Regions from separate parts of the Homo sapiens genome. Here region 2 is linked to region 1. Evidence: chromatin loops called from intact Hi-C (ENCODE). Cell type or tissue: PC-3. All regions are shown on one strand. Links, peaks and the distances in the headings refer to the core of each region. The heading gives the core; the rest is flanking DNA.

The links. A loop is a pair of places that touch in the nucleus more often than their neighbours do. Peaks named below come from ENCODE experiments on the same cell type or tissue, not always from the same donor. Only the 100,000 strongest peaks of a DNase experiment are listed, where the experiment ranks them.
Region 2: it touches region 1 in a loop (21-fold over the local background); 10 of 110 quality-filtered maps call a loop at or near these places.

Annotation. Positions count from the first base shown.
Region 1 is chr7:94,283,395-94,299,691 of GRCh38, reverse strand. All of the region lies in intron 2 of LOC112267858 (a long non-coding RNA gene), which reads left to right. Among named protein-coding and RNA genes, the nearest start is that of COL1A2-AS1, 100 kb to the left of the region's middle. In PC-3, for the core only: a CTCF peak has its summit at 10,525 (motif pointing left); a DNase peak (open chromatin) is centred at 10,501; H3K27me3 peaks cover 231 bases.
Region 2 is chr7:95,682,564-95,698,860 of GRCh38, reverse strand. The region is part of intron 2 of LOC105375409 (a long non-coding RNA gene); the gene reads right to left. Among named protein-coding and RNA genes, the nearest start is that of DYNC1I1, 82 kb to the left of the region's middle. In PC-3, for the core only: CTCF peaks have their summits at 8,193, 10,727 and 10,926 (motif pointing right); DNase peaks (open chromatin) are centred at 7,180 and 9,740; H3K27ac peaks cover 536 bases; H3K27me3 peaks cover 619 bases.

The DNA of each region.
Region 1 (16,297 bases), core at 5,650-13,649:
ATGAAGATAAATGCATGGAGGGCAGGAAGGGCTGAGACTGGTTGAAGTTCTTTAAGTTGTGGTTTAAGATTAACATAAGGACACATACTACACTACAATTTTTAAAAAGCTGCTATGAGTAATAATATTCTTGATATATAGCATGGACACTGTATCCAAGATATTTTCTATTATCCTTATACTTGATACCCACTTAGATTGCTATATGTAGAATTTAGACTACCATTGATCAAAGAGAGAAAAGTTGGAAATAAAAACTGCAATGCCATTCAAAGTCCCAAATCGCAGCCACTGTAATTTATCTAAACTCAAAATATAGGAAGGAAAGACTGTCATATAGTGAACTTTTATTGACTGCCTACTGTTTGTCACACACTTTTCTGTTTCTTTACCTGAATTTAGTCACTTATACATCCCAACAGCTCCTTGAGGTAATGGACAGTGAAACGGGCCCAGCAAGTTTAAGAAGTTTGCCCCAAACCCGGAGCTAGATGGTGGAGGGCTGGGATACAGATCACAGCTGTCTCGTTTGGGAGCTTGCATTCTGAATCACCATGGATGCCTTTTGGATGTGAAATGTGCCTGAATGATGAAAGCTGAGCAGAGAAAAGAACTGAAGGTCATAATAATCTCCTAACAGAGAAAGCATGTCTTAGAGAACCAAAGACTTTGTACTGCAAACATCTTGTTTTACAGGTGGAGAAACTGTAGCCAAAGCAGCTCAGATGAGTTTGTGAAGGTTACTTACAGCTTGCTAATGGCAGAAGGAAGACTGGAGATGAAGTGGATTTTCCTGACATTCATTAATTCCACCAACATTTATTGTCCCAAGCACTTTTTTAGGTATTAAAGAGAAAGAACAAGACAGATCAGGTCCCTGCTGGTAGGAATATTACACCATGACCAGAACAGTGATTTGACATTTGAATAGACAACTAAGTGGAACACCCACACTAAAGTATTAGAAAGTGGGATGGGCTATGGGCAGGGGAAGGGGAGAGGCTTTATATACATTCTACTCCATTTTATAGATGAATTCACTAATGTTCAGTGGCATTAAATAACATGTCTAATTCATAAATGTTAGACACAAGATTCAAACCTTCACAGTAGAGAGAGAGAGAGAGAGAGAGAGGAGTAAGAGAATAAGAAGGACATCACAACCTCCTGGTTAGGGAGTAGCTCTTAACATGAATCAATAAATCTGGTTGGAGCAAGGTGTCTAGTTAGATTGTCAGATTTCCGGGAACCAGAGATACCCGTTTTTTGGCAGAACCTAGACAGCCAGAAGAAGCCTCCTACCTTGTTCTTCATGCTTAATTTCTTTAGAAAGTCAAACTCATGGATGAGCATTTGGCTCAAGTTCTTCAGCTCCAGGTCAGGGAATCTGTGACGTTAGGGAATATCTACCACTCTGGTAGCTGCAGAGGAGATGCAGAAACACTGGAGCTGGGGACAAGCATGCCACCTCCAAAAATTAAAAAGAAAAGAGTTTATCATATAGGTGTGTGAAGATTCATTTTACTGAGAAAGGTCAATTCAGCTGTGCCCCTTCTATATAGCTCCTTGGAGAGAATTAGCAAAGGCAGTCCCTTTAGGTGGAATTATTAGAATAAAGTATCCATCTCTGAAGGAAATTTGTAAAAGCATCCCTCCAAAAGTCTCCCCATTTGACTGTCAAATTAGAAAAGGAGCCCCATCAGGCAGCCCTGGGTCAGGTTTCTTGGATGGGTGGGCTGCACCACTGCTTAGTTTCCTGGTCCCTAATACTTTAAGGAGCCGGATGGGAGTGAGATCTGAACAACTCACTCTCACTTTCTACAATTCTGTAAGGGTAGGGAGTAGGAACTAGAATGGGGTGCTTTTTTTCCCTGTGAGAATTGCTATCGATCCTGTGGAGGGTTTCTCAGCCAGGAGACTCCATCACTCTGGCCTCTCTGAACTCAGAGCTCACTCACCTCCCTTTCGAAGCTAACGTGGCAGAGCTGGCTGGGAGGTGGTTACTGGCTCAGGGCCCTGAAACACTGAGTAATTCCTATGATGGCTGGGACTGGAGACACCATTCCAGACACTTCCACGTTGTCTAAAAGCAAAAAAAAAAAAAAAAAAAAAAAAAAAGTCTCCACCACCCAGCCCAAACGGTTAGAGGCAGATTCCTTGGTGCTGAAACAAGACCTATCCCTTTTATGGAAGGCCATTGCTGGAAATTTCCACCATAGAGGAAAGCCAGGGTTCTTTTTCTATTTTTTACAGAACAGGGAGGGAACAAGTCAGGGGTGAGAGATGAAAGGGGATGGCTGAAGGGAACCGCACCTCTTTTCCTGAAGTTTTTGCATGTATATGATCACTCTTAGCTTATAAAGACGAAGATTTGAGCTTCCTTGCCGATCTCCTCCAGTGTTGACCACTTTTATGGAGCCCCCAGTGCTATACTAGAGCTATGGTCTAATCAAGGCATCAACAAGCATGAAGTTTATGATTTCAGAAGAAACAGGACAAGACATATTGCACATCAAATCCTATAAACGACAATCCAGCATGGCCAACAAAAATAGACCATTGCAGCTGTGCTCTGGCTGAGTGTTTATTTATTGGAGAAGAGAAAGGTACAATCAAGAAAAGGGGGAATCATGTCAGGATGTTATTGGAGTCAAGCAGATTGACTGCCTGAAGTGAAAGCCCTGGCCATGCAGAGTAAAGGCCAGCGATTGGGTCAGAGGCAGGAGAACATTGGAGGCATGGACTTACAGCCCCAGTATTGATTTTACATTGAATTCCAGGTTTTGCTGCAATTAAAAGCTACTGCAAGGTTTTGAGAAGAGAAATGGTATGATCAAATAATTAGAGCAATGTGGTTTTCATTTTAATTAGGAAAGACCACAGGGATGAGAGAGATGAGAGGATCAGCTTGTGAGGTAATTCACTAACCAAATAAGTTCAGGAGCCAAAGAGGTCTTTCTGAAATCGACAAATTAAAGCTACAGTGTTGTCTGACATTATAACAAGAGGTTTTTACTGTTATTATTATTAATTTTATCTGATTCAGTTACCTTGTTAGTTCTGACAGACTTGGATTGCTAGCTTGATTAGTTCCCTCTTATTTGTCCAGAAACACCAAAACACCAAAATTATACCATTTTATCAATGTATGCCTTTATATATGGCTATGGTTTAGGCAAAGTGAAGAGAAAAATGTCTAGACTAAAGGTGACTGAATTCTTTCTCTATCTTATTTTGAAAAGAAGGAATTCATGTGTTTCTTTCTCATCGTCAGCCCTAGTCTTTTTGGGACATTTTAGTCTGAAATCTGAATGTGCTTACCAGCTGGGAAAAAATTTGACATTTACTTGATTTTGTCCCTTGGAAGTAAAAAAAAAAAAAAAAAAAAAAAATGGCAGCTTTATTAAACAACAAGTCTGCTTATTTCTTTCTTCAATCCCTCCCCAGGTTGCAGGCTCTTTTCAAAGCTCTGGTAGACCTCTAACCAGTTTTCTAAAGGTAATTTCCCAAAGTGCTGCCTCTAGCCATAGAAAATGCCACGTAGGTTTCTGGATTTATAAAGGCCGAGAAAGCCATTTTGGTTACATTTGCAGCTTTTTCTGTGGTTCTGGGTGGTAACGCCCGATTGCCAACATTATTCTTTCCTTCTTCTGGGAAGAGCCATAATTGTACTTGGCTTGGTTGACACAAAGGCCTCTGAAAAATATGAAGCTGATCCCTCTAGTGTTCTTTTGTGAAGACTACAGTACAGAATGTTGAAGGGAGGGAAACAGCAGCACAATGCCACAAACAACAGCTCCAAAAGTTAATTTGTTTTTTAAATGACATTAATAAAATGATTTGCAATGACAGTTTTGTGTGCTGCATAGAGTAGTGACAAAAGAAAATGTTGGCACTTTGAAACAATTCATATATGTATTGCAGGCATGCAATTGGCTACCTTTATGGGAGAATGTGTGGCATTGAGAATTATCTGAACAGATAATAAACAATTTAAATAACATTGGCCAGAGTTATCAGAGGTACAGAGGCAATGTAAACTTGCCTCGTTTTCAGAAATGAATTTACTCCACTGGGTAGGATTGTCTGACTATATTCATAGGCTTTTTCTGGTCATAAACAGAGAAGAAGAGATTTTACATATTTCTACATTCCATTTCTGATGTTCCCTGATATTCAATAAAAACAGTATGCTATGTTCTTTATGTTTTTCTTTGACATTTTCTTCTACGTTCAGACATTTATTAAACAGCTATTCTATTCCAGGCACTGAAGATACAAAAATGATAAGAGAGACTCACTTCTCTCAATAAACTACATAATCTCACTGGGAGATAACTTCTAACTACAATAGAGATGTATGCAAAGAGCTTGGGACAGGGAAATGATATTAATTATTGATATTATTTAGTAAGGGGGATGAGATATTTAAACTGGGTTTTGAGGAATGACTGAGAGTTAGAATTCTCAGGTTGGAGACGATTGATGATTTGGCATCTCTAACTAACAGCTTGATTGGGTCCAGTTTTTAGAGAGAGCTGTGGCACAGTGGGCAGCTGTGCAGCCTTAGCTCCTCCTGCAAACCACCTCAGAATTAGTCCAGTGTCTCTTCTAGTAGCTTCTACCGTTCACATTAAGTAAAAAGAGCTACACCATAGAAATGTCACTGTGCAGTTTAATGAACATAAAATGTGGAAGCATCATAGGGATCGATATTTGGACTGCTGCTATAATTTGGAGCAGAAAGAGGAACTGAGAAAGCAAAACTAAGGGAAATAGTGATAGTAGAACCAAATTCGCTGTGCAGCTAAAAGCAGGTCCTGATTGAGGGAGTCAGGCTCTGTTTGATGATTTCTAAGAGCGCTTCCAGTTCTAAGAGTCCATGAGTCAATTTTCAGAATTATTATTCAAAGGATTGATTGCCCCAGAGTCTAGGTAACCACACAGCCGCTTGAGATCCTACCACACTGATATTTCCAGCAGGCGTTGCCTAACAAGTCTTGTATAAAAAAAGACCCCCAACTGACAAGATAATATGAACAGTGACACTGATATGAAAGTTCACTAGCTGGAAGACATTGAGGCAGTTTTCAAAGGCTTTTAACTCTGACTCTCTTGGGCTATATTTTTACACATTCAGATCATTTGGTTCATAAGTAAGATTAATGCCATCTGCAGTTACTATATTTACAGTTTACATGTACCATCAAAACCAATTCATAGTCATAAAAGTTAAAAGCATGTTAAAGGTCTTTAAAATGTAGAAGGCAAAAATTGTGTTGTAATTGAGCATGAATGTCAATATAGTAAAAAAAAGATCTTATAGGCAGTTAAAGTATTATTATTATTGTTTTATTGAGACTTAACTTTAGTATTTCAATAGCTCCCTAATCTTACAACAAAACATATTTTAATGGCAAAGGCACCAGAGTATCCATCTAATGAAATTACTCAAGTGTAAAATGCCATAAGAGGCATGCTGAAACACATATTAAATAGGAGAATTGAGAACTGCAGATTTAAATTGATCATGCTCATTGCTGGTTCTCACAGTTCTTTGGACATCAGAGTTTTTCTTGTAAAACCTTTCTTCTAGGCTGTGAGTTCCCATCGGTATCTTGAGATCGCCCTTCTGTCTTTAGCCTCTTCACTCCTGCATTCATCACAGTGAAGATTGTTGCATCCATCCTTCCAGTGTAAGATAATTTTTATACATGCTCTCAGAACAAATGGATCCTAAATGAATCTGGGAATCAAAATTTACATATTTAAAAGGAGATCTGCATTTTGTAGTGGGGATATATACTAATTATAGAAGGGGTATGGAGAATGAGAGAATATACATCGTGAGACAGGGCATAAGTTCATTATGCTCTTGAAATCTAAGGATGGCTTACACTTGAATTTCCCAGGGATCTACATCCTTTGCAGGTAAATGAGTTCATGGCCCAAATTTTATTGGCTGATTTTATTTTCATGAATGATGTTGGACTTGAGAACTTCCAAAATGCCCATCTTCTACCAGACATTTTAAAAACTGTCTCCAGGGGATGTCTCCCATGTGTGAAGGAATAAGCAACTTCTCTTGACCTGCAGCTGTATTCCTGCACACTGCAGGGTCTCTTTCTCTCTGCTTTTCCCTGCATTTTAGCTCCCCATCCAGTGATGCTAATGCTTTCCCAGGTATATTAGCTACTGTGCCTGACACTGCTGATTTTTACTGGATATTGACCCAGGTTCTTTAGAATCCTTGAGATGCCAAATCTGGGAAGAGAAAGAAGGAAGGGAGGGAGACAGGGAGGAGAGAAGGAAAGATTTTTCTCCCTGATTTTGTTTCATGATTGACAGTGCTGTTTATGCCTTGGCGTGTTACGTAGTAAAACATTCTTTGAAGGTTTTACATACAGCTCTTTCTCACTGAGACTCAACATTGTCTATATGCATAGAAAAAATATCAAAAGGTAAATTTGGGATTCAAAGTTATTTTTATTTTCTTCTCAATACTTAAAATTTTCATTAAAAATTTTGAGTAGGTATTAAATTTTACTTAAAAAAGAAAGGAAAACATCTACAACTTAGGGTTCTGAGCTTGAGTAAGAGGTCCCCAAACTAAAATTTAACAGGGAAAACCAAAATCAGTTTACCATTCTGAGTTAACAATTTTATCAATTATTGATTTGTACCCCATTTATACATAAAAGAGTTTGATGGCATCTATGATAATTAGAGAAAAGCCAAGGTTAGAAATGAAAGATAAAGCCCAAAGAAAAGGAGAGTATAAAGAGTGCTCAAGGAAGAAATAAAAGTAATTTACTCTGATAAAAAAGAATCTAAAAAGACTAATGGAAAAAGACCTTGTCACTGAGGAAAATGAGAAAGAAGGAGGCACTGCTTACATCAATAGGTAGTTCTCTGTCTTTATTTTCTATGGCGCTATATTGTGAAATCCTGCTAGCTCTTTGATAGCTGACCTGGAGGGCTAAACTAAAAAATCCAATTACTTTTCTAGAAGCTGTAGTGATGACCAACTAAACTGTGGCCCTTGGGGACAGTATTTGTATCCTTTGACAGCAATTAATGAAACCAATAAATCAATTAGTTAAATTAAATTAAGGTCTACCCAGCTGTTTCCACAGCCTACCCATGTGTAACTAAATGTGATTATAAGAGTGCCCTTGATGTGAAACGGATACAATTCAAGTGATCTTTGCTGTCTTTATGTCCTAACTGTACCCCCATTTTATAGAATTATAGTTATTCTACTTTTATCTTGGCTCTATATTGGAAGAACTTTGCTTGGGGGAGAGTTCTTGATGGAGGCAGCAGAAATACTCTTTGTTTGTACCACTGAGTGATAAGCAACAACACCAGGGACCAGTTTGTTCTATTTGTTTTTTTCTTGGAGTTAATATATCTCATTTTTCTTCCAAAATAATCACTGTATCAATATCTGTTTTCAGTTTCAAGGAGGAGGTCTTTTCTTCCTTGACAATGCTGACTCCTCCAACTTCTGCCTTTTTCTCTAAGACCTTTCTGATTGCTCTCCTTCCCTCACTGGATTATGCTGTTCCTCTGGTTAGCTTCATTTTATTTCCCTACTTCCCAAAGAAGTAAACTGTTTCCCTGATTCTGCTTCTTCCCCATCTCCTCCACACATCAGCATTCTCACATCTCCAGCCACTCTTCTCTGTGTTATCAATATATCTTCTCTACATTATCAATTGCCTACCTGACAGGTAGGCAATTGTTCTCTACTGATCATGACAGAGTTAGCCTGTCCCCACCCAAGATCCTCCCCTTGACTTCTCTCTAGACTTGGACACTCTTGACCAATCCTTCCTTCCCAAACTGCTGTGAGATTAGCCATAATACATAATCACATCCTCTCTTTACCTCTTTGAATATGTATTCTTTATCACCTTCATTAATTCTTACATCCATCAATTCCCTCTCATGTCCATTAAATATATATCAAGTACCCACTTGGAAGGCATTGCTTTAGGTCCCAAATATAAAGATAAATAAGACATGCCCTTGAGCAGCTCATAGGATAGTAGAGGAGGCAGAGGTGCCCAGAGTGCTATAATGTGGCCGAATTGTAATAAAATCTGCTACAAGGATATACAGGAAGAAGGGATAATTTTGCTGGGTTGTAACAGAAAAGGACAAGGTAGTGATATCTATGTTGAGTGACCAGGATAAGAAGAAATAAGTTATTTCAAACATGGAGAGTGGGATGTATAGAGACCTGGAGTCATAAAATCCGATATGGAGTTTGGTGACTTTGAGAGTATTGTCTGTGCAAGACAATGTTGAAAATGTAGACTGTGGCCAGACTCTGAAGAGCTTTGAATGCTGGACTAGAGTTTAGACTTTTTCACTAGAAATGTGTGGGTTAAGATTTTTGAGAAGATTCACATAATCTTACATGAGTTGCAAAAGACACTTGTCAGCAGTGTGGGGAATGGATTGGAGTTGGGGGACCATTTAGAAGCTCATTTCAATGGTCTAAGAGAGAAATGATTAGGACCTGAACCAGGATAGCTGTGGTGGGAAAGAGTACTAGACAGCTTCTGCAGGAAAAATGGGTAAAAGATAGTGTTGATTTGATGTTGAGAATTGGGGATAGAGAAAAACAATGTAAATATAACTCCCACATTTCTGAAATAATTTTTAGGAGCTGTCATGCCCCTGTGCAAATGTTCTAATACTTTCTCACTGTCTCTTTGCAGTGTTTGAAATAGAGTTTCTGTATCAGTCATCATTCTTTTGGTTATAAGCAAAAGAAATTGACTCTGCCTAATCACTCTGAGAAAAAAAAAGAATATTTAGATGGATACTGTGGTTTCTCACAAAGGTCAAGAAAGGCTTGAACAATCCAGCATCATGAAGGGCAGAAATCAAACTAGTGACAGGTATCTCAGAATAAGGAATTCATGAATATTTTCTCTAGAATTCTATTATTGAAGTAAATGAATTCCCACAACCCTAGGCTCTCAGTTCAAATCTGTACACATTTGGGGTCTGATTGGGCCTAAGTGAGCCAGTTGTTTGCTCAGCTTCATTCAGCTGAGACTATAGGAGCAAGGTCAGACTGTACAACTCTGGCCACTAGAGGCCATATCCTTGTGTTCAAGGTCAGCCTCTAAATAAAGAGGGGTCTTTGGGAGTTGGACAGATACCCCATGGGAAGGGTGTTCTATATGCCCTGAATTGTTTTGTGTCATGGATCTTTCCCAGAAAAAATACTCAATTACAAAAAATACATAAGGAGTTTCATGAATCCTTTGAAAATTATGCACAAATCCATATTAAGAACCCCTTTTCTTAAGAAATAAAGTTCACACTTCTTAGCCTGACTTGCAAGGACCTTTGTGATTGGATTTCTAAGAGCCTCTCACTGGTCTTGTATCTCATTCTTCTTTCTTCAAACACTCGCAGTTAAAGAAAAAATTACTTTCCAAACTCTGAAGCTTTAATCATGTCATCTCTTTTCTTTATAAGGAATGTCCAAATCCTCTTATTGAAAAATCCTACTCATCCTTTAATGGTCGAACTGAAAACCTGTTTCTTTTATGAAGTCTTCCTTGACTCATCCATCAACACAGGGGTGACGCCCTCTCTCTTCTTATCAGTCATAATACTTTATACCTATTTTTCTCATGACATTTATTACTTTCTTCTTTCCATTATAGTTTCTATATAGCTTATCTTTGCTTTTAGATCCCAAGATGATCATAAACAGAAACTGGGTGTCATTCAGCTTTATGCCTTGCACCTCTAGTGTTCTCTGCGTGCGTGGGGCTCTCAAGACAAGCTTGAAAAATGAGTGAAAGGCTACTTACTGGGGAAGAAAGGGCCCCTGTCTAATTTTATCCTGCTTGTATTTTTACAAGCTCTTCTTTTCAGAGGAATGAGTTATTTTTTCCTTATTTTTCTTTTTATTATACTCATTTTCTTGGGCTTTGTTTTATCTCTGCTTATTTCCCGGCAAATCCTATCTTCTTCTCCTTTTTATTTTTCATTTTCCCATCGTGATAAAAATTTCCCCCTTTAGTTTTCTAAAATTATTATTAATTTGAATGACTTTCTTGTTTTCATTTGTCCTAAAAACCACAGCCTTTACTTTGGCTTCATTATTCACAGGCGGGAAAAATCTGATCATTTAGATAAGCACTTTCTCCTAATTGAAAAGCATTGTTTTCAGATGCACTAAAGGGGAGCTAGAAAATCACAGAAAACAGTGACTGATACTTATATTTTAAACAGCAGCGTTTTGCTCATTCCCACTCCACTCCAATATTTTTACTTCCTTAAAAATGATAGATTTAGAAATCACCACTAAAATATTTAAATTAACTTGAGCTGAATGAAAGAGTCTCTTCTCTTTGTTTCAAGTGCAAAACCACACTTGCAAAATGGCCCAATAGGAATCTTTTCTCTGTGTGAACTGTTTCCTGGTGGAACTGGGATTGGAGGTGGTTGGGGGTTGTTATGCCATGCATGGAAAAACAGCATCCTCTGCTGGTGGGAAGGCCTCTGAGGCTTGAGAAGCCTGAGTGTTGAGAGTCAACAAAGCTTTGGAAAATTCTTAGCTAGCATATCCACTACAGATTGGAAATCAATTCAAGATTTCTAATGATTATCGCTCATGATATAACTGAAACTTAGTTAACTTCACAACATTGAAAATCAGTAATAAATCTTCCTATCCTTCTTTTTTCTCCTCCCCCAGGACTTTCCTAACAGTTAAGAATTGCTCTTATTCTTAAATCCCTCAGAAATTCTCATGATGCAAAATTTTTATTATGGTTCCATAACAACATATGTTGGTTCAATGAGAGCAACTTGATGTCATCATTATCATTAAATATTTCATTAGAAATCAGCTATGGCGGTGTTCTTGGGTTCTCTATGTAGCTGCTTTATTAGGGAGCCCATCTCATAAATTGATGTCTTCTTGGTATTTATACACCCTTGGCTGGGGTCCTCAACCAGCCATCATTAAATGAAATTTCCATCTGTAGCAAATATGTGTGAAAATGAATGTATCTTGTATTTATTAGAAAAATATGGTAGTTGACATTTTCTTCTGTCTCATACAGACCACGTTGGCTCAGCTTGGCTTCTCCTACTTCGGATTTCTGTCAGTTAGCTAACACCCCAAATTATTGGCTTTACCATGCTACTCATGAAATCTTGCAAAGTGGCATCTCTCTGGAGGAGAAGTAAGGTGGGGTAGAGTTAAGGACAAATAATCACTGGGCAAATACAGTGACTTTTATAAGATTTATGAATTGCAAAATTTCATCCATCCATCTCTGTAATTGTCAGGCACACGTAGTTTGTTGTTGTCATGACTGACATATTTCCCAGAGTGACCATCTGCTGTATGAAGCAATATGAAGACAGGAGAACATTCCACAGGCTTTTTCAATAGGAAAGTCCCCAGGAAGTTCCATTTGTAGGTATTTTCATATGAACTTGATGGGTTGGCAGTTTCTTTCATTAGTGTGCTTCAAGGACTGTGTCCATGCTATTACTTTTTATCTCTAGCTCATTTGGTATTAAAGAAGTTCCCAGTATCATATCAGCACATTTTCTAAATTTCAAATTGGTTTCAATTTAAGGCATGTTGTTTTAAGAATGATACCCATTTTTTCTCAGGGGGCCTGACGCAGATCTGAACCAAGTCTGGGTTTATCAAAATTTTTTCTTTGGTCTGGTTTCATGGAGAAGGTTAATAACTAGTAACTAATATCTGCATACATTCTTTTGCCTTATAATCACAACCACATCCACTTACAGTTCTATATTCTAATTTCTTTATGATGAAGCAATTAGCATTAAACCATCCTGAGCTTATTATGATTACAATGGCTGCTATAATCATAGTTAGTCATAACTATAATTATCATCACAAATATAGTGGCTATTAAACTAAATTTTAATAACTCACTCTATCATTAATATAATCGTTATTGTTAACTTCATGCCTTCTTATAAGCTGCATAATAATGAATAATTGACAAAGAAGTGGAAATATGAATCACGAAGCACAGAATAAGAAATCCCGTTCCCTGTACTAATGGTGTAAGTACCAAAATTTACTGATAAACTTAGAGTTTGAAACTCAACACATTCTTCTCAATACTAATAGTTTTATGAATAATGTTGAGTCTTCCAAGTAAGCTTCTGCTTCAAAATCTATTTAAAGTATAATACAGATTAATATAAAACTAATAGGACAAGCAAGAATTGGATTGGGCATCTAGGTCAGCATCAAGCCATACAGAGAAGGAGGGAGAAAGAGAAAGAAATTTTCTTTTCTTTCTTGGAAGCAAGGCTGATGATAGGCAAAGTTTAATAATAGTGCAATTTTCTCTCACCTCCAGTTCTAGTTCACTACAGTGGAATCTCACCTAAGTTATGCCAGGATGGTGGGAAAATGGCTATTTTATTTAGGATCACTGAGCAGAGGAAATGAACGCAAACCTTGGAAAGAGGCTTCCACCCACATGTCGGGGGCTTGTCCTTGCCTGTAGCTGTTTTCTTCCTTACCTGGCTCTCAGCATTTGAGAGTGCCAAGAGTTTGGGATACACTTCTGTTGTAAAAGAGTTTGGGGTGTCAGGGAAGAAATCTGGAGGTTAGCAGCTTTTGCGCCTCTATTCTTCACTTTTTTTTTTTTTGAGACGGAATCTTGCCCTGTCGCCCAGGCTGGAGTGCAGTGACACCATCGCGGCTCACTGCAACCTCCACCTCCCGGGTTCCAGCGATTCTTCTGCCTCAGCTTCCCGAGTAGCCGGAACCACAGGCGCATGCCACCACGCCCGGCTAATTTTTGTAGTTTTTAGTAGAGACGGGGTTTCACCATGTTGGCCAGGCTGATCTTGAACTCCTGACCTCGTGATCCACCCACCTCGGCCTCCCAAAGTGCCGGGATTACAGGCGTGAGCTACTGTGCCCGGCCTCTTCTTCACCCTTAACTTACCGTCTGCAGTTCTGTTTCCGCAGTCTCTCCTATAGCTGCCTTCTACTGGTCATTCTTAGTAACCCAATTTAGCGCAGGCTTTTCCATCTCTTGCTACAACTACTGTTGGAGATTTCATACTTCCATACTCTCCTTTCCCAATCTCCAGTTTTTCACCTATACTGCTCTTGATTTTTTTCTCCTCCAACAGAACATTATTTAATAATATATTCTGTCTTCAACACTGTGCTATGTGGTGTTATTCCCTTGCTTAAAAATCTTTACAGCTTTCTTTTGCCTATATAATAAAGTCCAAATAGACCCAGTAAGCTACTCTCCTAGAACATCTCCTAGTATGCTGCATCTTTTATGCTATGACTCAGTAACACGGTTCTCTGAATGTAGCATGCATTTCCACATCATTTTATGTTTTTCCAAGCTGTTTCCTCTGCCAGGAATGTCTTCCCCCTTATTTTCCTGTCAAATGCTTGCTAGTCCTTCAAGATCAAATTTAAACTTTTTTTTTTCATGAAGTATTTCCCAATTGCTAGTCTCATTCACCTTAAAAGTAGGATTAGTGGCTCTTTTCTGTATTTTTAACTGATAACTTTACTGCAGTCCTTCATCTAGCACATATTTCCATCATCAGCTATGTGCCAGGCACTATGATAGACGTGGAGGATGAATGACACAGGCAACGACCCTGTCCACAAGGAGCTCATCTTCTTTTATTTTGGCCTGAGAAACTACAGTGATAGATTTGCCATTTACTTGAGAAAGGCCATAAGGGGAAACAGGGGTGGGGGTAAAAACAAGAATTCAGTTTTTGGAATACGTTCAAAAGATCTATTGTACAATATGGTGACTACAGTTACTACTAATGTATCGTATTTTTAAAAAATGACAAGAAAGAAGATTTTAAATGTATTCACCACAAAAATGATATGTATATGATGTAATGCATATATTAATTAGTTTGATTGAGCCATTCTACAATGTATACATATTTCAAAACAAGCAGTTGTACACAATGAATATATGTATATAATTTTCACTTAAGTAAGTAATTTTTTTTAAAGAATGCAGTTTTTGACCTGATTGTGAAACACTATTGGATATACACATAGAGGCACAATGTGGGTAGATGAATGAATGAGTCTAACATACAGGGGAAAAGGTATGTATTTGGGAATTGTCAAATATATGTCTAGAAGGCTCCTTAAAGTCATTAGATGAATGAGATCTCCTGGGAGAATGAGAAGAGTAGAGATCCGAGGACTAAACTAGGGGGTCACTTGAATGCTGGAAAGACAAAGAAGAGCCAGCACAGGGGATCAGGAGAGCAATCAGTGAGATGGGAGGAGACCCAAAAGACAGTGATAAATGAAGAAGGTGTTTCAGGAAGGAAGGTTGTGCCCAACTGTGTCAATGTTGCTGATGATCTGAAGAAGATGAAGACTAAGAATTTATCTTTGGATTGGTAATGAGCTGGTCACTGGAGACTCTACCAATGGTCGATTTGTGGGGTCAAAAGTTCAACAGGAGTGAGTAGAGGAGAGAAAGAAAAGAGAGGAAGCAGAGACAGCAAGTATAGATAATTATTTCTAGTGTTGTAGTGTCAAGGAGGTAGAGAAGTCAGGCAGTTAGTGGCTGGAGGAATGGGAGATCCCAAATTCATTTGCATGGTGATGGACTGACCCAGTAGAAATGGAAAATGTCATGACATGTATGAGACAAAGGACAACTGCAGCAGCAGTGTCCTTCAATAGGTAAGAAAAGGGTTGTCCTTAGGAGCACTGACCACTGATCCATTTTAATTGTGGGGAATGCAGAGTAGGTGGGCCCACATGCTAATATCTTGGTAGATTTGGTAGTAAAAATGGTGGTAGTGGTTGTGGAAATTCTCGCTTTTTTTTTCTTTTTTCCAGAGTGAAGTAAAAAGCCAGTCCAGCTGAGAGTGAGAGACAGGGAAAAGGCTTAGAGGTTTGGGGAGAGAACAGAAAGAGTGAAATAATGATCTAGGAAGAGAGATAATTCATCTTCCTTGTATTCTTCTATTTCTTTTCAATTCTATCTTTCCCACTGGAACTCCCTTCACTGAACTTCCAGCAGAGGCTTTTCCCCAGAGAAGGGTCTTGAAAAATGTTGACTGCATTAATTAATTGGAAGCTCTTCTCTTTCAAATCTGGGCATGGGGGACGGTCAGCGGTTCAAGGCTGTTTCAAAGGCTTTGGATAATTAGACTACTCTCCCTTGTAAAATTTACCCACAACCCTTTCCATCTTTCTGTATTTTAAACTAGTAATTTAGCACGCTTGCATCTGAGCCACATTTTGCAAAAATATGTTTCTGTTGACATCAGATAAGAGTTGAGTTGTGAAATACATCTCTTTAAAGGATTAACTACGCTTCCAAAAAGGCTCTTTGTTGTGAGATTTGCTAACAGATGGGAAATTCTAGGCTCTGGGTGTTAACAGTATTCTTGTGATTGCAGAAAAATAGCTTCATTTTGTGTAAGCAAAATGAACATATACATGTGAAACATGATGACATTGTAAGTAAATATGCAAATAAGAATAGAAAAACATAGTTAAGTTGCTTATGGAGTAGAGAAATGAAAATGGAAAAAGGTTGTTTGTTAATTAACCAGAGCATGCCTAGAAAATATTCTCTCTACCATTTGCCTTCCCAGCATGGTTTCAGGAGCTGGGCTGGCAGAAGAAGTATTTGATACAGCCCTAACTCTCAAATGTGATACAGTTTTGGAGAGAAGCCGTCCTTGTTTTAAAGCATTGGAAAAGTGCTAATATAAGGTGTGGCAGCAATTCTGAAAGCAGTAGAAATCTAGTTTAGACTGAAGCAGTTAGGAAAGGCTTCCTGGAGGAGGCAGGCCTTATGCATTGGCAAACTCTTATTTCTTTGAGTGTAACTTGTGTTTGAAGGGCTTGCTTTGATAAAGTGGAAACTCTCTGGCTTTAAACTTCTATTACACTGGGCTTTCTCTCTAATTAATTTTTTATGGGTATAAATTATATCCCTTCAACTGCCGTGTTTGTTATTCAACAGACATGTTTAGAGCCTACTAAGTGGCCTGGCGCTATGGGTGCCCTTGTGAACTATTTGGTGTCTGCCTTTGAGAAAAATCATAGTATAATAGACAGAGGTTAGCTGGTATGCTTCCTTTTTTTTTTTTTTTTTGCTTTTAACCCAACTATAGTAAAAATTTCCACTTCTTGCTAAGCTATATATCAATTTTTTCCTCTCTTCAAGAAAAACGTCTTTTTAGGTTGATATATGGAAGATACTGGCAAAAATCACTTGGCCAG
Region 2 (16,297 bases), core at 3,653-11,652, 1.4 Mb before region 1:
CTTCCTAAATGTATCTATAGATTTAGTGCAATTCATATCAAAATCTTCATAATATTTTTGTAGATATAATCTAGGTTAATATAAAATTAATGTAAAATAGCAAATAAACTAGAGTAGGCTAAATATTTTTGAAAAGTAATAAAGTTCGAGAAATCAGGCCACCTTGGTCTAAGACTTACTGTACAGCTACATTAATCAAGACAGAATCATGCAGAAAAAGACACATAGATCAATGGAGCAGAACAAAGAACCTAGAAAGAGATCCCTTAAAGGTATGGACAACAGATTTTGATAAAAATGTGAAAGCAATCAATAAAGGAAAGGTGACATTTTCAATACATGGCACTGGGAAAATTGGACATTCACAGCCAGAAAAATGAACTACTACCTAAACCTCACACCTTATGTAAAATTAACTCAAAATGAACTATAAGTCTACATGTAAAACACAAATTTATAATACTTATATGGGAAACATTGTAGAAAAAAATCTTTGTGACTTGGGTCTAAGAGATCTTAGATGTGATACCAAAAGCATAATCTATGAAAGAAAATTTGATAAATTGGACTTGATCAGACTTAAAAACTTCTGCTCTGTGAAATACCTCATTAAGAGGATAAAAACACAAGCCACAGACTGGGAAAGTTTATTTGCAAATCACCAATAAGACAATGGTATTATAAAGAACTCCCCAAGTTTAACAAAAAAAAAAAAAACCAAACACCACAATAAAAAAAAGGTAAAAGACTGAAGCAGACATATAACCAAAGAAGGAATGTAGATTGTAAATAAAAGCACATATAGAAATGTAGAACATCATATATTGGTTATGAACACAGTTATGCTGAGTGAAATAAGCCAATATTAAGGAGTTCCTTACTGTATGATTCAGTTTACGTAACCCTCTTGATGTGACAAAATTATAGATATGGAGAAGAAATCAGTGATTGTCAGAGTTAGGGAGGTGGGTGGGCAAAGAGGATCTGACTGTAATAAGGTAGCATGAGGGAGGGTCTTTGTGATGATGGAACAGCCCCATATCTTGTGGTGGTAGCTGTGTGAATCCATACAAGTGGTAAAATCTCTTAAAACTATGTACATGTATATATACTATATACATGTAAAAAATCAGTTCAGGTAAAAACTGGTGGAATCAAGTAAGGTGCGTAGCCTAATCAACAGTATTTGATTTTGGTAATGTGCTAGTAGATGTAAGATATTAGAATTGGGGTGAGTTGAAGAAAGGGTACATGGAACATGTTTGTACTACTTTTGCAATTTCTTGTAAGTCTATAATTATTTCAAAAGGTTATTAAAAAGGAACCATTGGACTGCCATTCCTACTGCCACCTCAATGACAATTTTATGCCAGTGAATTTGAAAACCTAAGTAAAACAGGCAAATTTCCAGAAAAATATTACTCACTGAAACTGACTGAAGAAGAAAAAGAAAATCTAAATAGTTCATATGTACACGTTAAATAAATGATCCAAAATTATAATAAAACTTCCCCCATTCACACCACCAAATAAATTTTACAAAGCTTTCAAGAATAAACTTTAGTTAAGAGAATAGATATGACACATCACAATCCAATGTGAGTAATGTCACTGGTGTCAGTTTTGCCTCTTCAATAGAAATATATACTACTAAATTGATTTTATTTTCTTCAATGTCCTATAATTTTCTTTTATCAGGTCTGTTCCAGTTACTCATTTGGAATTTGCTGTTAAAGATACTTCATGTTCTGGGAAGACAACTGGCTGATCCTAGGCTTCATTTTACCAGGACTCCTACAGAAATGCTTCCTCCTAACAGTTTAAATTTTTCTTTTCATTTCGTTTATGCATACTCAGGCATTTTTCCTGAAATTATTGATATTTATGATTCTGTATGTAGTAATGCTATTATAACATTATTTGCACAATTACATTTTAATAGATAATATAGGAAAAATGTGATCAGGAAAGATAAAAGAATGCCATGTTTCTAGTTTAGAGCTCTGGGTTTTGTCTCTGTAGTCTAAGCTTATCCTTACTGTTTTTGATAGTAACAGTCCCTTCCTTTTTTCCCTTTGTTGGAACAGCAGAAGTTCTTTACTTTTGGGCTGCATGAAAGCCATTTATCCCTATGTGGTCTACTATTCTGTCTCATGGGGCTTACCTATTCTTAAGATGGTTCTATCTATTTCTTTTCATGTCTAGAATAAGCAGAAGTTCTTCTTATTCTTTCTTTTATTTTCTATTAGGTTCTTCGGTGTGTCCTCAACTCCCCTACCTTCCCCATCAGTTCCTTCTTTTTTTTTTTCTTTTGGTCTATTTCTTTTAGATCTGCTCTAGTACCAAATAATCTCCACATTTTTCAGTAGTCTAATAACAGTGTCCTTACCATGTTTATCTCAACTGGGACATCATTACATCCCACCTGTATTTTTAGTTGCTCTTATAATTGTAGTTGGATCTGGGGACATCCTGCCTTGTAAGTGTACTAACCTTAATTACACTTACATAAACAACAATTCATCTTATATGTGTGCATTACGCCCATGCTCTCTCTCCCAGTTTTATCAGTATTGTTTTACTTTTCTGAAACCCTTCCACAGTTTAGCTGTTAAGCTCTTGTTTGGATTTTACCATCTAATTTTCCACCCTGCAAACATCCACTTCAGATAATGACTGAATATTTCACTGATATTTTCAGATATTGAAATAATGACTATCTTTTGTCTGTGACCTGTATGTTGTCTGAATTCCACCCCTTCCTTTGCTTTTTAATGTTAGTGTGGTAGTGTCAAGGAACATGATATCCATATATCCATTTATTGCCATGTGGTTTCTAATTCTCTAACTTGATATCTGAATTCTTTAGCAATATTTTGTAATTAATAATATTGTGTATTATATATTTGCCATATTTTGTATTTATTATTCTGTGGTTGAACCTATTTTATGCTCGCTATAGCATAGATTTTTTTTTTAGTAATCATGACTGGTCACTCTCTGTAAATCCTGTCATATGGATTGTTGAAATCTCCCATTAGAGTGTTAATTGACGGGCCCAGAACACCCTGGGGTCATTATATTCATCAAAATATTTATGATATGCAGCACCATCTGTTGGAAACAGAGGTTTATTTCTTCTCTTTTTTCCTAATTCTGTCTAGATCCTCCACTGTTTCAAATCATAATTATCACATCCTTTACTGTCTAGTTTTCTCTTATCCATTTGGTCTAAGCATCTTGGGAGTAGAAAATCAACTCACCTTCTATTTTAGGTTTAAACATAACTGTGTATATTTCTAGTAACTATTTGTTTACTTTTAAAAATCATGTCTGCTTAGTCTGTTACACTAGTAAATATTCCTTTACTGAGTTACAATATCTTTTAAATTTATTCGTGTTTTAAGATTGCTAATGAATTTCTTTCAGTTCTTGATCTCAAATTCTATTTTGCTTTAGTCTTATACACATACAGAAGCATATCATTCTAAAAACATGATGCTGTGCATATATACATAAAGCTAACAGAGATTCAGAAGAACATTTACATTCTGAAGGTGCAAAAAGGTCAGGCTCAAGCTTAATAACAATCCCGGAGGAGAAAATGTCATGTCATTATGTGGATAAATGCATCTTATTATCAGGTACAAAAAAATGTATAAATATAATTTGTGATATGTTTCCTGGAAAATGAAATAGACAAATCAAGAGTTTCAAAAAATGGTCCCAAATCATGAGTTCAGTGAGGAGTGGAGAGATGCGGCTGTACTAGTTTGATATTAAGAGATGCAAGGAATCTAAATTAGGCTTGGTGTGAGGAGCTTGTTTGTAGAAAAGTGAATAAAAGGTGATAATGCATCATGGTGGGGTGGGGTTGAAACAGTGAGTCTATGGGGTGAGTGCAGTAATATCAAAGGATACATTAAATGGCAAAAATGCACTGGTTAAAGATTACCGAGAACCAGCTGTGTGCCAGGCTGCAAATTCAGCAGGTTACATGTACTCGCTCTCATACTACACCAGCTCTGCAAAATGGGCAGGGTTGTGCATATTTACACATGAAGAAACTAATATTTCATATTTACACATGAAGAAACTCGTGTTTCAGAGATACTTTTTTTCATTTACCTAAAACAGCAGAGAGAAAACATGAAGCCAAGTGTTTGAGGCTCTGAAACTACATTTATCTCATCACTCTGCTCTATGGTTAGAATATTTCATCATTCATTATTTAAACATTTCTGCTCAGCTATTTCATTGAAGACTCACCAGCCCCTCCCTCTAATGCATACTTTTTAGGGGGAAAAAAAAACCTGAATCCAGCAAGCAAAATTTCTCAGTTTATCCTACAGGTGCCACTATAACCATATAATATCTCTTTCCAGCTCTTCAACTCTGATTTCTCAGGGCTGCCATAGACCAGAAATTCTAGAAGACAGAAGAAGGCAATTTATGTAGCTGACGGTTCATTTTGATAAATCTATGCGTGTGTTTACAGCTCTGTAGCTTCTATATATGTGTAATAATTGCATTTTTCCTTTTATAAAAAATTCTAAGCTTTTGAATAGAGAATATTTACATGATTCAAAAAATAGAAAGTATAAAAAGGCATATAATAAATAATCTCCCTTTCACTACCAAGTACCCTTGTCTGTCCGCTTCTTATTTGTGACCTCAAAACAGATGACCACAGTTAGTCACCTCTTGCATCATTCCAGTGTGTGTGTGTGTGTGTGTGTGTGTGTGTGTGTATACACACACATTTATATATATAGATACACATATTTATATATATAAATACTTGTTACTGCCTCATTTGATTACACAAATGGCAGCATATTATACAGACTATTCTGTACTTTGTTTTTTTACGTAAAAATATACACTAGAGATTTCTATATCAGTGCATAAAAAGTTTCTTTATATTTTTACACAACTGCATAGGATTCCGTTGTATGAATGTACAACAATTCATTTAGATAGTTCCCTGTTGATGAGCATTTAGGTTGATTTCAAGGTGCTTGCTACTTTCTGTTTACCAACTCCATTAACATAATATCAATATAATAAACCTATGAGTCAAACACTCTGATTATTACCAGGTCCCTGTGACTCATTAAAATAATCACTCCCGTTTTATCTCTGATGGTAAAGCAGAGCCACTTGGCATCTACCATTCTAGGATCTTATTATTCCCATGAAATCAGACCCTATTCCAGGGCAACATATCTATCATTATCACGTGCCTACTAAATCTGGCTTTTAAGATAGAACTTTTTAAGGCACTTTTTAATAAATAAAGGATGATGAATAAAATATCTTCTGATCTCTCTTGCTAGTTATAATTGGGTGTGGGAGGTGGCTATGCAACCTGTATATATAGAGATCCACTCAACATTTCCATATTCACAAGTCTTTGAACTCTGCTACGTACAGCTTACTCGAAAAATTCCAGCCTCATAGCCTCATTAGCTGTAGGTCACCAGTGCCCAGGCTTCAGTTAATCACAGCCAGGTGCTCCAGCCAACACATTAAACTATGAATCCTCTGTGAGCAACTCTATCTATAAATGTGGCCAGATATCATCTTATGTTTCATCTAACACACTTAGAAGCATTGCCTTTGTATGCTCCCTAGACCCCTACCAATACAAGGGGACAAGATGTCTCAACTCATTCAGTATGTTTTTTATCTCCTCTCAGAGCCAGCCTCACACTCTCCCTTTGGGCTTTGCTGGTATTTAACTCTTACCGTGGGTCTGGAGGTAAATGAGGGTTGGCGAGGCTGTGTTGGGGAGGATTGATTCCCCTTGTGAGAGAACTGCTCTAGGTTAAGTCAACAAAAGAAATTTATGTAAAGGAAATCAAAATCCCTTGGGAAAGGGGGAAAAGGGATGGGCTTCTTACCTAGGCAAGGAAGATTCAGGGAGATTTCAGGGTTCAAGACTCACAGTCTTGCATGGTTAACCAACTGTTTCTACTCCAAGTCTCAGAATCCCACTCCTTATTAACTAGTGCCTTCATTGGCACATGACACCTGGAGATGTTGAACATCTAAATGCTGCTTCTTCTCTGCATCACATACAGTCAGTCCTTGGGCCTAATATTTAGTTGTCTGCACTCTACAAATAAGAATTATTTTAATATCACCATTGAGGCTTTTTGATTCTCTCCTCGTTCTCTACATTGGAAGTTCAAGTCTTCAGGCTTTTATTTCCTTTCTCTAGCTCTCCAAGGTCATTAGGAGTAGCCAGATGACAAACTGCAATGACCACATGTTGCCATAGCTATTAAGAGCTATAGTCATTTGATCATGCCTTGCCATTCACTTCTACTGCATCCCAAACCAATGATAACCTGAGTAATTATAATATTGCTGCATACTACAGAGTACACTAGAGGATACTGTGTGCTGCATTCAGTAGAGGTCAGCCTCCTGGACCAAATGCATGGCAGAAAAAGACCAAACACATGGCAGAAAAGAATGGAAATGAGGCAGGGAGGCCAAGGGAGAATAACCGGCCTACTGGTCTTTCTCTTGTGCAAGGATGTATGCACAATAAATTCATAGAAGTGGACTTTTTGGATGAAAGGGTAGATGCATTTGTAATTTTTATAGAATTTTCAAACTTCCCCCCGTAAGGGTTCTATTATAGCAGGTTATACTTCCTCCAATCCTGTGTGTGACTGCCTTCTGCCCCACAGCTTGTCCACCGTGTGTTACCAAATGTTCTGGACTTTTATCAATATGAGAAGTGAAAAATGTTATCTGTGTAGTTTCAGCTTGCATTTCTTTTTTCTATGATGGGGTATGACAGCTTTCATATAAATCCAGTTACAAGTGGTAGAAAATGCAGCTCAATTGGTTTAAGAATAGAAATAAATATTCAGATAAAATAAAGTCAGTAGGTGCATTTGGAGACATGCCTCAATCCAAGAACCCAAAGATCTCATCAAACCTGGCTCTGCTCCAATCTCTGTCTCTGTTTCTCTCTCTCTGTCTTTCTCCCCACCTTCCCCACCTCCAGGCAGTACCAGGCTTTCATTCTCATAGCTTCAACTTGGGCAGAAAGTCCTAGGCCTGACTCTAACTGACTTCAATTTTCTCATGTACCTATCCCTGAACCATCACTATAAAGTGGGGAGGGACAGCTCTGTTTGTCCAGGCCTGAGTCACAGGAACAGCACATCCTTCTACCTGTACGTACATGTTCAGAAGTGCCCGTGTCAATACAGTGCAGCTACGCTACTCACAGTAAAAACTGTGCTCATCCACATCTCAGAGGGAGGTGAGGTGAACAACTCCAAACTCGTAAGTAAACTTGTTGTCACTCTAAGTCCAGAATCTTTGGGTGATGAATATTTTTCTTGGTCCTAATGTGGCTTCTCATAGTCCAGCAAACTATGATTAAATGAAAACCGTAATTCACATTACACACTTAACAGGGAGAGATGATCACAATTGAAGTAAAGGCTTTCATTTGGCTTTCCAGAGTTGAGGTGAGCTATTTTGTCATATGACTTTAGCCACCCTGGAAGTTTCTCTCCTGTCCTTTATCCTCCATGGCCCATTTAAAGTGAGGACTTTCAGAAGGATGCCCCTTCCATGGACTGCATCTGTTCAACATCTCATTTCCTGAGTGAGTGGGTTTAGGGGCCTGGAATTGCCTCAGGGATTGAGCAATTGAAGGCTACTGTTTGTCAGGTTAGGGTTTCTCTGGCTAAGAAACTCCCTTCAAAAGTTAAGAGACAACAGTCCTTTAAGGTGAGTTTTATTGCCCTCATTTTATAGGTGTAGCCTCTAAGCTCAGTCATGTTATGTGGTTTTTGCCTAAATCCACAAAGCTGGGGAGTGACAAAGCCAATATATGTTACCAGAGTCTACTTTTACCTCTCTATTCCACACTGATTCTCTGTGTGTGCCTTATATAAAAATAGTTTTGTTTGCAATGTCTCCATTATTTTTAGTAAAACTTTTACATCTAGCAACTCTAAGGGGAAAATTCATGCTCAATACCTGCCCTCTCCATGCTCCGCTGATTTCCTCTGCTAGTAAGAAAACAATTAAAAAACAACAACAACAAAAAAAAAAAAACAGGAAAAATTCTCACTTTGTCCTGCAGGTGCCACCCTCATCACAGAACATCTATTTCCAGCTTTATAGCACAGATCTCTCAGGGCTGCAATAGACCAGATATTCATAGAAAATGGAAGAAGCTGGTTCATTCAACTTATGCATTTCACTGCCTGGATCAGTAAGATTGGTGTATTTTTTTTTTTTTCACTGCCTGTTGTTTCACTGACTCTTCCGCCCCACAAAAAAAGCACCAAGAAACAAGCTGAAACATTTCCGTTTGTCCTGTAGGTGCCACTGTAACCCTGGGATATTTCTTTACAGATCTGCAACTGGTTCTCTCAAGGCTGGAAAGGATTAGAAATTCTAGAAGATGGAGTCTAGTCTACACACAATTCAAACTAAGGACCCCTCACACCCCGCCCCTGGGTTTAGAGTTCCATAGCTCCAACACAGAAGTGAAATCGTTTCCCCTGGAATCTTTTCACTGCCTGTTTTTTAACTGTTCTTTAGCTTGTAGGTCCTAATGAGAAAATTTAAAAATTTATATTCATTTAGTTTTTGAATAAGTAATGTTTTCATATGGCTCAAAAACAAATTAAAATGATAAAAAGAATATGCTAAAAAATTTCCCTTTTACCTATTACATATCAAAGGTTAGCAAAGTTATTAGTTTCTTTTATACTTCCAGAGACCATTTTATGCACATACAAGCAAATACTTTAAAAGCAACTTTTTATTTTGCATGATAATGTACTATAACACCTTTTTTTCTGTGTCTTAATTATTCCATATAATACTATATCTTGGAAATCCTGTATATCAGTACATAAAAATTCCTCTTTGCCCCCACCTCTCTAGCTTTGAAGTATTCCCAGTTTATGGATACACCAAAATTTATTTACCCAGTTCTCTATTGATGAACATGTAAGTTGATTGTTTTGCCATTTAAAATAATACTGAAATGAGAAGTTTTGTATAGGGTCCATTTTGCATGTGTGTCAATATACCTAAATATATCTGAGAATTCCTGCTGAATTTCTCTGCCAGTCAGAAAAAAATAATGAAAAAACAGAAAAATTCTCACTTTGTCGTGCATCTGAGGATACATGTATTTGTCATGTTTACGGGCATTTTCAAATTGCCCTTCACAGGGCTTGTACCAGCTTGTGCTCCTGGCAGCCATGTAAAAATTGTCTATTTCCCAAAAGCTTGGCCAACACAGTATGTTTTGAATTTTTGCCAATCAATCTGAGAGTTAAAAAAAAAAGTTGTATCAATTATTTTCTTATTATTATGAGTTTGAGCATCTTTTGGTTTAAGAGCCATTTGATTTAGAACTGTTTTGATTGCAAGCAATAGAAAGCCGCAGTCTACCTGGCTCAAGCAAGATGTTTATTTTCTCATCACTGAAAAGCCTAGATGGAGAATGTCCAATGGGCCTTACTCCAAAGGCTTAAATGTCACCCCCGACTGTGATTTCTCTTTCGCACTCTCGCTCTCATTCTCTCAATCTCACTCTCACTCTCACTCTCACTCCAGCTCCCTCTGTCTTGGCCCTGTCCTTAGACAGGCTCCTTTCCCCTTCATTCTCGCAGCTCCAATCTCAGCAGAGAGATCTTGCTTGCCCTGAGTCTCTCTGACCTGAATTGAACAGGATGCAGTGTTCTGACTGGCCAGGCCTGAGTCATACAACCACTTCTGGAGCCGGGGATAGAGCCAAAATCACTCAAACTAGGTGAATTGAGAGATGTGAGAGGCATGGATTCCAGGTGTCCAACAGAAGATCAAAGTGACATTAAATGTAGAAAGACAACTAAGCGCTGGCTTGGCTAACAACAGAGGTTTTAGCTGTAATTCACACCTTCAACAACACACTGTCCCTTCTACTCTCACATATCCCTTCAAAAACGCCAGTGCCTACCTAATGAAGCCATAATTAGATACCATGGAAAGTGCACTTTCCTCTTCTCAGAGGGAGACCACACAAAGACTTATCTAGTTATAGCTCCAAGTCCAGGATTTCTGGGTGATTCTTCTTAGTCAGGCCCTGGTGTGGTGGTTCCTTCTGGCTCAGCAAACTATGGCTCCAATATAACCACAAATGCAATACATGAAGGGACAGAGAAAGAATAGGATAATTATCAAAAAAATCATCCATTTGATAAGGAAGAGAATGGGAAGCAGCAAAAAGTGTAGCAATTCCTGGTGCGTAGCAATTCCCATGATGTGTAGGACTGGAAACACAAAGTATCCTGACCTGGAGGTGATGTGAGCTCCTTAGCCAATCTGGCTGCCCTGATGAGTTCTCCACAAGGATCTCCTTGTCCCTTATCTTCCGTGGCCCTGACGAACTCTGGGTGATGTAGCCCACAGGTTTGGAGGCCTCCTCTGTGGACTACATCTCTTTAGCAGCTCACTTCCTGCTGGGATAGGTTTGGGGCATTTAGGATTGTCTTAAGGGTTGAGTACTCACAGGCCTTTGTTTGCCAGGTTTGGAGTTTCTCTGGTAAAATAAGTCTCTTAAAACACTGAGGCATTAACCTGTAATATAGACAGCATATTTCACATATTTCAAGTAGACACTATAACTCAGAAATGTTAAGTTCCTTTACCTAAAGCCATACAACAGGGGTATAACAAAGAGCAGGTGACAAAGCCACGATGTTTGTAATCACGGGTGTTTAGCTCTAAGGTCTAAGCTTCTAATATACTGGTATAAAAATTATGTTTGCAGTAACTAGCAACTGTAACGTCACCTCCTTATCTCTGTCCTCCTAAACTTTGACTCCCCCTGCTCCACAAAAAAAGCACCAAGAAACAAGCTGAAACATTTCCGTTTGTCCTGTAGGTGCCACTGTAACCCTGGGATATTTCTTGATCAGCTCTGCAACTGGTTCCCTCAAGGCTGGAAAGGATTAGAAATTCTAGAAGATGGAGTCTAGTCTACACACAATTCAAACTAAGGACCCCTCACATCCCACCCCTGGGTTTAGAGTTCCACAGCTCCAACATAGAAGTGAAATCTTTTCCCCTGGAATCTTATTTCATTTTTGAATCGGTTGTGCAGTTACAGGGTTCAAAAATTAAAATGTGCAAAAACGTCTTCATTGAAAAAGAATCCCTTTATCTCTGTCCCTTTTCTACCAAGTTCCTCTACGTAGCCTTTGCCATGCTATTCCACTTTTTGTATATTCTTCCAGAGATTTTAGTGCACATGCAACTAAACATGAACATAGATTCCTTCTCCCACCCCTTTAAGCATAAATTACAGCAAGTTCTTCATATTCTTTCCCTGTATTTTTCTAAACAGCTATATATTATAGAGAACTTTCCATTATCAGTTTCTAAAATTTTTTTTATTCCTTTTAATGGATTCAGAGTTTTCCACCATGTAAATGAAATCACTTCTCCAGTGATGAACGTTTGATGCTTATTGTTTATTCTTTGGAACAATGCTGAATAGCCTTGTACATGCCTCATTTCACAGGATTGAGTATATATCTGTGGGACAAATTACACAAAAGCATAATTGCTGGGTCGAAAGATACATATATTTGCATCTTAACAAATATGTTTAATTTGCCTGCTTCAGGAGTTGTTAAACTGCTCATCAGTAAAATATGAGAAGGCCTATTTCTCCACAGCTTGGCCAATATAATGTGTTATCAATTTTAATTTAACTTTTTGCCGATATAATAGGTAGAAAATGTCATCTCATTTTTAATTTCTACTTTTATTATGAGTGAGGATGAGCGGCTTTTAGTATGCACCATTAGATATTGTTAGAAGTTTTTTTCAATTACAAGTAAATCACCTCAATCTAGCTTTAGAAAAAGAAAGTTATTGTCCTTACAACAGAAAAATCAGAGGTAAATTCAGGGCTTCCAATATGCCATCAAAGTATTCAAAGAATGCCATTGAAGTGTGCACGTCCTTTCTCTCCTCTCTCCCTTCACTCTTTCTCTCTCCTGCTCCCTCTGCCCAGGCATTCTCCATTCACTTGCTGGACTGGGAAGCTTCTAGATTGCATCCTCATAGCTCCTTCCTTGGGCTGTATTTCTTTAGCATCTCATTTCCTATTGATGCAGGTTTGGGGTTGTCTCTGACATTGAGCAATCACAGGAACATTTTGGCGGCAAGGTTGGTATTCCGTAAGTGACACAATTCACTTAAAATTTATTAGCCAAACTGTGATAGGGTAGATATTATCATCCACAATTTACAAGGGTAGAAACTATAGCTTTTAATAAACATAAGTGCCTTTGCCTAAAGCTACCCAGACAGTAAATTATAGGAACAGGATTTGTATCCAGCTGTATCTGATGGTAAATCTATGATGATGGTCAAAACACTTGTCCAACAACTCCAATAGAAAACCAATCATTACACCTCTATCCATACGCCACCTCCACCTCTCTGAAAAATAAAAATAAAAAAAGAAACATAAGATTCTTACTGTGCCCTGTAGGTGCCACTCTTGCCACGGGATAACTCTTTTCAGCACTGCAGCACCGAGCTGACATTCTAGAAGGTGGAAGAAAGCCCGCTCATCCAATTTATGCAGCTGACATTTCAGCACCAGCAATCCATATATGGCTTAGAACTCCACAACCTCACTCTACTGTTACTGTATTTTTTTGTTTAAATATATATGTGTATATATATATTTAAATATGTGTGTGTGTGTGTGTGTGTGTGTATAATTGTTGTGAAGAGTTTATGTGGTTCCCAAGATTTGAAAATACAAGGTATACAGTGAAAAAAATCCCCCTTCCAATCTTATCCCCCAAACCCATGTTCCACCTCCACCCCGTGGGTAACGATACTTCTCAGTTTATTTTCTATCTTTACTGAGATATTCATACACATACAAGCAAATACGAAAAGACATTTCCTTTCTTCTTTCTATTTTTACACAAATATTTTGCACAAACATCTTCACTTTTAAAAATTTCTCCTAACATATCTTGAAGGTATGTTCATATTTAGACAAAAAGAAATTCCTCATTCTTTTTTACAGCTCCACGTATTCCCCTGTATGATAATTTTTCATTTATCCAGGCCCTTGTTGATAGACTTTTAGACTGATATATTTTACTGTTACAGATAATAATGTAAGGAATACATATTACTTTATTTCACATGTAAGAGTCTATTTGCAGAATAAATCCTAGAAATGAAATTGCTGAGCAAAAAGGTAAATGCATTTGAATTTTGACAAACATTTCCAAATTACTCATCATATGTATTGTACCATTTTAACACTCCCACCAGCAAAGTATCATAATTCCTATTCTGTCATAAGTTACACAAAAAATGAGTTATCAATATATTGGATATTTGCAAATCTGATTGTGGAAACCTGGAGTGTCTGTGTGATTTTATTCTTATTTCTTGTATTCTAAATGAGGTTATGCATTGTTTCATTTATTAAAGAACCATTGCATTTAGCCGAGATTTTTCCACTCACAAGGGTTAGAATACCAGACTCATAGTGACTGAATCAAAGAGAGGAAATTCATTTTTCACATAACTGGACATGCATGTACTTTGATTTCAAGGTGAAGGATCAGAGGTAGGATTAGAATTTTCCTAAGGAAAATTAGAGTTGTGTAACATAAAGGAAAATGAATGAGTACCAAGATGGGTACCCAGCATCTACATGTATCTCTCTCCCTATACATACATCTCAAAAAGTGCTCATGTCTACAGAAAAATTTTAAAATCATTTACTCCTTATCTAGAGGGAGGCAACCTAGTGTTTATTACTTCAAATCTGTAATATCTAAGTGATATGCATTCTTGCTTATATCTAGACTTGGTTTCTCATGGCCCAGTAATTTATAATACATCATAACATTAATCATCCTCAATCAATATACAAACTATTAATTGATAAAGGATAATATAAGTGCCGTAAAGACTCCATTGTAAGCACAGAAAATGGGAAACACAACAGTGCTGCCTAGAACACAGTCCATGTCATGTCTTAGAGTTCCTTAGCAATATAATCTGGCCCTTCTGGTTTTGTTCTCTGGAAAATTTTTCTTTGAAATGGTCTGTGTTTGGCTGTGACTTTGAGCTGCCCACTTCCTGTCGTGTGAGTTTGGAGGACCTGGGATTGCCTAAGGTTTGAACATCCCTGACTTACCAAAGTTCTGAGTTATAAAGAGATAACTTTAGCATGCTAGACATTTAAAGGAAAGCAATATTGTCTACATTTTACAAATGAGGAAATGAAGGCTTGGAAATATTAGGAATCTTAGCCCATAGTCATAAAGATATGAGTGACAAGAGCAGTGTCAGAATCCAGGTATATTTCCTTCTTTCAGCATACTGTCATCCCAATGTGCTCTCTACAAATTGGCTTTGTTGGTAGTGCTTATATTGGTAATTATCAAAACTTTTATTTCTAGCAACAGGAAGCAGAAATCCATGGTCACAACTCCCAACCACGTTTTCTAAACTCTTGTCTTTAAAGGGGGACCAAAATAATGAAACTTCTCAATTTGTCCTGTAGGGGCCATTTTAATCATGGAATATCTCTTTTGAGCACTACAGCCCTGATCTTTCAAAGCTGCAATAGATCAGAAATTCTGGAAGGCAAAGAAGTTTGATGTGTCAATGTACGCAGCCAACAGGTCAGTGCCAGGATCTCTACACATGTGTTTAGTGATTTATCATTATAATAAATCAGTTAGGACTCTGTTACTTACTTTAAAATAAATTTATTGGATTTGTAAAAATAAGGAATAAATTTATATGAAAAGAATAAGGGAATATTCAGTGAAAACAAAAACAAAAAGCTCCTTTTCAACTTTGTCTCATCTGGTAAGTCCTCATGCCTGCTTCCCAAATATGTAACCACTCATTATTTTCTTCCATGTCCTTCCAGAGATTGACATATATTTGAATAAACATTTTCTGTCCCCTTCCTTTTATACAAGTGGTAGCACAAAATTAATTGATTCACCAAACAACATATATCAGAGTATTCCACCATGTGGTTGTACCATACTTCATTTAACCAGTCTCTCTTGATGGACATTTAGGCTCATTTATATCTTTTATTGTTATAAACAATACTATAATGAATAGCCTCATATATTTAGCATTTTTCACATGTATAAGTATATTTGTGGAATAAATTTCTAGAAGTAGAATTCCTGGGTTTAGTCCATGAATTTTTTATTTTAATAAATATTCCCACATTGCCCTTCATAAACATTGCAAACAGCTTATATTTCATCGACAGTGTATGAGCGTACCCACTTTCTCACAGCTTGGCCAACATAGCCTGTTATTGAACATTTAGATCTTTTCAAATCAGATAGGTGAAAATGGCATCTCTTTTCATTTTAATTTGTTTCTCTTGTTTTGAGCAAGCTCGAGCAACTTTTCATAAGTTGATAAGAGACAATTGAAAAAGTCAGAGGACTTTTACAATTGCAAGTGTCTGAAAACCAAACACTATCGGGCTTAAAGAAAAACTGGTGATTTTTTAATAAGTTTATGTAGATATTTTAAGAACACTTAGCTTCCAGATTTCTGGGGCCTTGCCTCTAGGTCATGAAAATCTCCAGAAAGCAACTATGGTCAGTCTCTCCCTCTGCCCCTGTGCTAAGGGACAGTGATACCTTCTTGGTCCGGGGGCTGTTGTTTTCCCTCCCAGATGCTGACTCATGACCATGTGTGATTCTGGGGCAAGCAGCTCATATGGAGGTGTGGGGATGATCTACTTACAAGACTAATTCCTCTTAGAATAGACTTTTTTTAATTTAACTTTTATTTTAAGTTCAGGAGTACATATGCAGGTCTGCCATACAGGCAGACTTGTGCCATGGGGGTCCGCTGCACAGACCACTTTGTCACCCAGGTGTCAAGCCCAATACCCAGTAGCTATCTTTGCTGATCCTCTCCCTACTCCCACACTCCACCTCCCAACAGGCCCCAGGGTGTGTTGCTTCCTTCTGTGTGTCCATGTGTTCTCATCATGTAGCTCCCACTTATAAGTGAGAACATGCAGTATTTGCTTTTCTATTCCTGCGTTAGGATAGATTTTTCTATCCATTTGGTTGTCGTTCCTCAACCTATAGTGCAAACTCCTCACAGAGTTAATAAATTCAGGCCTGGTTCCGGTTCAAGATGGTTGCCATAGTCACCTTGTCACCCTCAAGAGGGAGTGTTTTTCTCCTTCTACGTGAACCCAGTGGAAGCAGGG